Linked DNA regions of Homo sapiens: region 1 is linked to region 2. A link is an interaction called in ENCODE POLR2A ChIA-PET data of the cell type or tissue named here. Cell type or tissue: PC-3. All regions are shown on one strand. Each heading gives the region's core, and the rest is flanking DNA. Links, peaks and the distances in the headings are about the cores only. Region 1 overlaps KIF24 (kinesin family member 24). Region 2 has its middle 31 kb from the start of UBAP2.

What was found. ChIA-PET counts read pairs that join two places held together with the same protein. Peaks named below come from ENCODE experiments on the same cell type or tissue, not always from the same donor. Only the 100,000 strongest peaks of a DNase experiment are listed, where the experiment ranks them.
Region 1: POLR2A ChIA-PET joins it to region 2 with 11 read pairs; 3 of 35 experiments call an interaction of 5 or more read pairs at or near these places.

The regions. Positions count from the first base shown.
Region 1 is chr9:34,313,889-34,316,701 of GRCh38, reverse strand. All of the region lies in intron 1 of KIF24 (kinesin family member 24), which reads left to right. Among named protein-coding and RNA genes, the nearest start is that of KIF24, 14 kb to the left of the region's middle. In PC-3, for the core only: no CTCF peak of the experiment used is centred there; no DNase peak of the experiment used is centred there.
Region 2 is chr9:34,078,268-34,081,080 of GRCh38, reverse strand. No RefSeq gene overlaps it. Among named protein-coding and RNA genes, the nearest start is that of UBAP2, 31 kb to the right of the region's middle. In PC-3, for the core only: no CTCF peak of the experiment used is centred there; a DNase peak (open chromatin) is centred at 1,700.

The sequences.
Region 1 (2,813 bases), core at 174-2,673, 240 kb before region 2:
TAAAGCATCTAACATAGTGCTTGGCATAAAACAGAACTCAATACATTTTAGTTTAATCAGATCATCAAAGTAGTATGGATGTGGACTATCTGCTGACATAATGGAATTAGCCTTTTATATAAAATGCTTTTTTAAACCATATGAAGTGTTCAGAGTGAAGTTGGTAACATTGTGGATATTTGGCTTCTTAAAGTCGTAAGGGCCCTGAGGATGTTGCCATTACTTTGGGTGATGGGACTCGTAAAGAATTAGGAAACTCAGAGAAAATGGCTCTATGGCCACATAAGCAGGTGTCATGGAATCTTTTAATCACTTCGTTGCCTTGGGCAAAACAGTAGACATAATGGAACTTTTTTTTTTTTTTAATAGAGTCTCGCTCTATTGCCAGACTGGAGTGCAGTGACACGATCTCGGCTTACTGCACCCTCCACCTCCCAGGTTCAGGTGAAACTCAGCCTCCTGAGTAGCTGGGATTACAGGCACTTGCCACCACACCCAGCTAATTTTTGTATTTTTAGTAGAGACGGTTTCACCATGTTGGCCAGGATGGTCTCGATCTCCTGACCTCGTGATCCACCCACCTTGGCCTGCCAAAGTGCTGGGATTATAGGCATGAGCCCCCACGCCCGGCCGATAATGGAACATTTCTAAAAAAATTTTTTTTTTTGGGGGGGTGACAGAGTCTTGCTCTGTCACCCAGGTTGGAGTGCAATGGCACAATCTCAGCTCACTGCACCCTCTGCCTCCTGGGTTCAAGTGATTCTCCTACCTCAGCCTCCTGAGTAGCTGGGATTACAGGCGCACACCACCATGCCTGACTACTTTTTGCGTTTTTAGTAGAGACAGGGTTTTGCCATGTTGGCCAGACTGTTCTCAAACTCCTGACCTCAAGTGATCCCCTGGCCTTGGCCTCCCAAAGTGCTGGGATTACAGGCATGAGCCACTGTGCCAGGCCCATTTCTAAATATTTTAAATGAACAGAATCTAAGCAGATACTATTCACTTAAAATATTTGTTGCACACCTATCTAGCACAATGCTTGACTGAGTGGGATCATACTGCTTTTGTCTTTAATAATTCACACAGTAGTACAAGGCAGAACCATCTTACATTATCTCTGGAACAAGACTGGCAATAATTTTTTTTAAAAATGAGTATGTATGTCATAAATGCCGTATCAGTTTTATCATCAAAACTCTGCAGGAGTTTAGAGAGAAGTCACATTTCCCTGAGGTATTAATCTAGTCAAATATTTATAATAGTATGGATTGTTTTTATGGCTGTAACATATAGCATATGAAAATGTTTATGTTAAATTAAAACATAGATTGCAATATAGTTATGAGTACAGTGTTATATACAATTTTTTAAAAGGCTAGAAAGACACCAAGATCTTAAGAAACAATTGTATCAGGTCAATTTGGGGAGGCTGAGAGGGAGGAAGGGAGGTGAAATTAGAAATATATATAATTTTTTATTTAGAAATATATGTTTAAAATAAATAATACAGTCACATAGTTTCAAAATTTAAAAAATAAACTGTTTTAGGTCTTGCCCTGGGTGATAGAGACACCAGTGACATAGAAATGACAATAGGAAAGGTAATAATAACTACCAGCATTTAAAAGTATACAGTAGTTTCCTTCCCATAATCACCCTCTACCACCTACTTCCCCTCACCTCCTCAAGACCACTATTATTGTGCATCCTGCAAGTGACGTTTTTTGTCTGATAAGCAAAGATATAGATTTATTATAGATCATTTATCTCTCTCTTTTACAAACTGTTCTGTACCTTGCTTTATTAACAATATATTGGACAGCTTTCTTTTTTAAATAACATTTTACAGTTTACTTACTCTTTGTAATTGTCTCATAGCATTATTTCATTAAATGGACTATCATAATTTATTTCACCAGTCTCTATTCCATGACTTTGCTATTACAAGCTGTGCTGTAATGAATAACATTATAGTTAACGTCATTTTGTACTTGTACGTATTATCTGAAGGATAAGGATAGGTTCCTAGAGGTAGAATTGCTGGATCAGTGCATTTGCATTTGTAATTTTGATAGATATAAATCAGTGGCATGCAATCATAATCACCTAGGGAACTTTTCTGAAGTTGTTATGTCTGCCTTTCCTAAAACCTGGGAGTTATTTCTTGTTGTTTTTTGGTTTTCTATAGATCTGGGATGGGGCTCAGGTATCTATATATTTTAAAGTGTCTAAACTGGGCTGGGCATGGTGGCTCATGCCTGTAACCCCAGCGCTTTGGGAGTCTGAGGTGGGTGGATCACTCGAGGTCAGGAGTTCGAGACCAACCTGGCCAACATGGTGAAACCTCCTCTCTACTAAACATACAAAAAAATTAGCCGGGCGTGGTGGCGCGCGCCTGTACTCCCAGCTATTTGGGAGGCTGAGGCATGGGAATTGCTTGAACTCGGGAGGCGGAGGTTGCAGTGAGCCAAGATTGCACCACTGCACTCCAGCCTGAGCAACAGAGCGAGACTGTCTCAAAAAACAAACAATAAACAACAACAACAAAAAAACCCAAGTGTCTAGAGTGATTCTGATGTTTATCTCAGAAGAAAGAGGAGAGGCTCAACATTGTAAAATGGAATGTGGTACGCAGAAGCATATTTAGGCTTGGCTCGGTGGCTTATACCTGTAATCCCACCGCTTTGGGAGGCTGAGGCAGGAGGGTCACTTGAGCCCCAGGGGTTTGAGACTAGCCCGGGCAACACAGGGAGACCCTTTCTCTACAAAAAAAAAAAAATGTAAAAATTAGCCACATGTGGTGGTGCGCACCT
Region 2 (2,813 bases), core at 148-2,647:
TGCTCTGCCACCCGGAATGGAGTGCAATGGCATGATCTCAGCTCACTGCAACCTCCGCCTCCTCGGTTCAAGCAATTCTCCTGCCTCAGCCTCCCAAGTAGCTGGGACTACAGGCGCCTGCCACCACATCTGGCTAATTTCTTTTTTTTTTTTTTTTGAGACAGAGTTTCGCTCTTGTTGCCTAGGCTGGAGTGCAATGGCGCAATCTTGGCTCACTGCAACCTCCACCTCCCAGGTTCAAGCGATTCTCCTACCTCAGCCTCCTGAGTAGCTGGGATTACAAACATGCGCCACCATGCCCAGCTAATTTTTGTACTTTCAGTAGAGATGGAGTTTCTCCATGTTGGTCAGGCTGGTCTCGAACTCCCAACCTCAGGTGATCCACCCACCTCAGCCTCCCAAAGTGCTGGGATTACAGGCGTGAGCCACCGCGCCCGGCTAATTTTTGTATTTTTAATAGAGACGGGGTTTCACCATATTGGCCAGACTGGTCTCGAACTCCTGACCTCATGATCCGCCTGCCTCGGCCTCCAAAGTGCTAGGATTACAGGCGTCAGCCAAGGCGCCTGGCCATTTTTTTTCTTTTTTTTCTAAACAGAGTCTCACTCTCGTCAGGCTGGAGTGCAGTGGCGCGATCTTGGCTCAGTCCAACCTCTGCCTCCCGGGTTCAAGCGATTCTCATCCCTCAGCCTCCCGAGTAGCTGAGTCTCTATGCCCGTGCCACCATGCCCAGCTAATTCTTGTATTTTTAGTAGAGACGGGATTTCACCAGCGTCTGGCCAGGATGGTCTCAATCTCTTGACCTCATGATCTGCCCACCTCAGCCTCTCAAAGTGCTGGGATTACAGGCGTGAGCCACCACACCCGGCCTTAATGTTTTTTTTTTTTTTAAACAGAGACAGGGTTTCGCCATGTTGCCAAGGCTGATCTCTCAAACTCTTGAGCTCAGATGATCCTCCTGCCTGCCTTGTCCTCCCAGAGTGCTGGGATTACAGGCGTGAGCCACCGTGCCCGGCCTAATTTTTGTATTTTTAATAGAGACAGGGTTTCACCATATTGGCCAGGCTGGTCTCGAACTCCTGACCTCATGATCCGCCTGTCTCGGTCTCCAAAGTGCTGGGATTACAGGCGTCAGCCAAGGCGCCTGGCCATTTTTTTTCTTTTTTTTCTAAACAGAGTCTCACTCTCATCAGGCTGGAGTGCAGTGGCGCAATCTCGGCTCACCCCAACCTCTGCCTCCCGGGTTCAAGCGATTCTCCTGCCTGAGCCTCCCGAGTAGCTGGGTCTACATGCCCATGCAACCATGCCCAGCTAATTTTTGTATTTTTAATAGAGACGGGATATCACCAGCATCTGGCCAGGATGGTCTCGATCTCTTGACCTCGTTATCCGCCCACTTCAGCCTCCCAAAGTGCTGGAATTACAGACCCGAGCCACTGCACCGAGCCTATCTCAACATTTTGAACTTGTACTCGAAGACATCCTTTCAAAGTGCAGGTTGTAGAGTTTTAGGATGCTTTCTCATCTTGAACAAGCCAAGAAAACGTACAGCTATCTTGGGTCTCCTTTGATAGCAGAAGATAATAAGAGATCTAGCTAAGACCTGAGATACCTAAACTTGCCTTGCTATGGAATCTGCCTTGCAGGCACCTGGGCAGACCTAGAGTTGCTAGCCAGGATGTCATAGGATTCTCAAAGATGATGGAGGTTGCGTGAGTCATCACAGATGATGTCAGCTTTGATGTTATTGTTCTGAGGCTATCAGTTTATTTAACTGGTGACTGTGGTCTTTATCAGGAACTCTTAGCCTATCAAATGGTATTTATGGTGTTGAAAAATTAGTATTATTTTTTGAGACACAGTCTCACTCTGTTGCCCAAACTGTACCTGGGCCTATTGTTTTGTGTTTGTTTGTTTGTTTGTTTTTTGTCGCTCAGGCTGGAGTGCAGTAGCACGATTTAGGCTCACTGCAACCTCCGCCTCTCTGGTTCAAGCAATTCTTCTGTCTCAGCCTCCCAAGTAGCTGGGACTACAGGCGCCTGCCACCATGCCCGGCTAATCTTTGTATTTTTTTTTTAGTAGAGACGGGGCTTCACCATATTGGTCAGGCTGGTCTTGAACTCCTCTAACTTCAGGTGATCCGCCCACCTTGGCCTCCTCCCAAAGTGCTGGGATTACAGGCGTGAGCCATCGCGCCTGGCCCCTGGCCCTAATTTTTTACTTTTTTATTTATATATATTTAAAAAAAATTTTTTTTTATTTTTTTTTCGAGACTTCCGTCACCCAGGTTGGAGTGCCGTGGTGCAATCTTGGCTCACTGCAACCTCCACCTCCCAAGTTCAAGCAATTCTTGTGCCTCGGCCGGGTGTGGTGGCTCACGCCTGTAATCCCGGCACTTTGGGAGGCCGAGGCGGGTGGATCACGAGGTCAGGAGATCGAGACCATCCTGGCTAACACGGTGAAACCCCCCGTCTCTACTAAAAATACAAAAAAGTAGCTGGGCATGGTGGTGGGCTCCTGTAGTCCCAGCTGCTCAGGAGGCTGAGGCAGGAGAATGGCATGAACCTGGGAGGCGGAGGTTGCAGTGAGCTGAGATCACGCCACTGCACTCCAGCCTGGGCGACAGAGCAAGACTCCGTCTCAAAAAAAAAAAAAAAAAATTCTCGTGCCTCAGCCTCCCGAGTAGCTGGGATTATAGGCGCGTGCCACCGCGTCTGGCTAATTTTTGTATTTTTAGTAGAGATGGGGTTTTACCATGTTGGCCAGGCTGGTTCAAACTTCTGAACTTAGGTGATCTGCCCACCTCGGCCTCC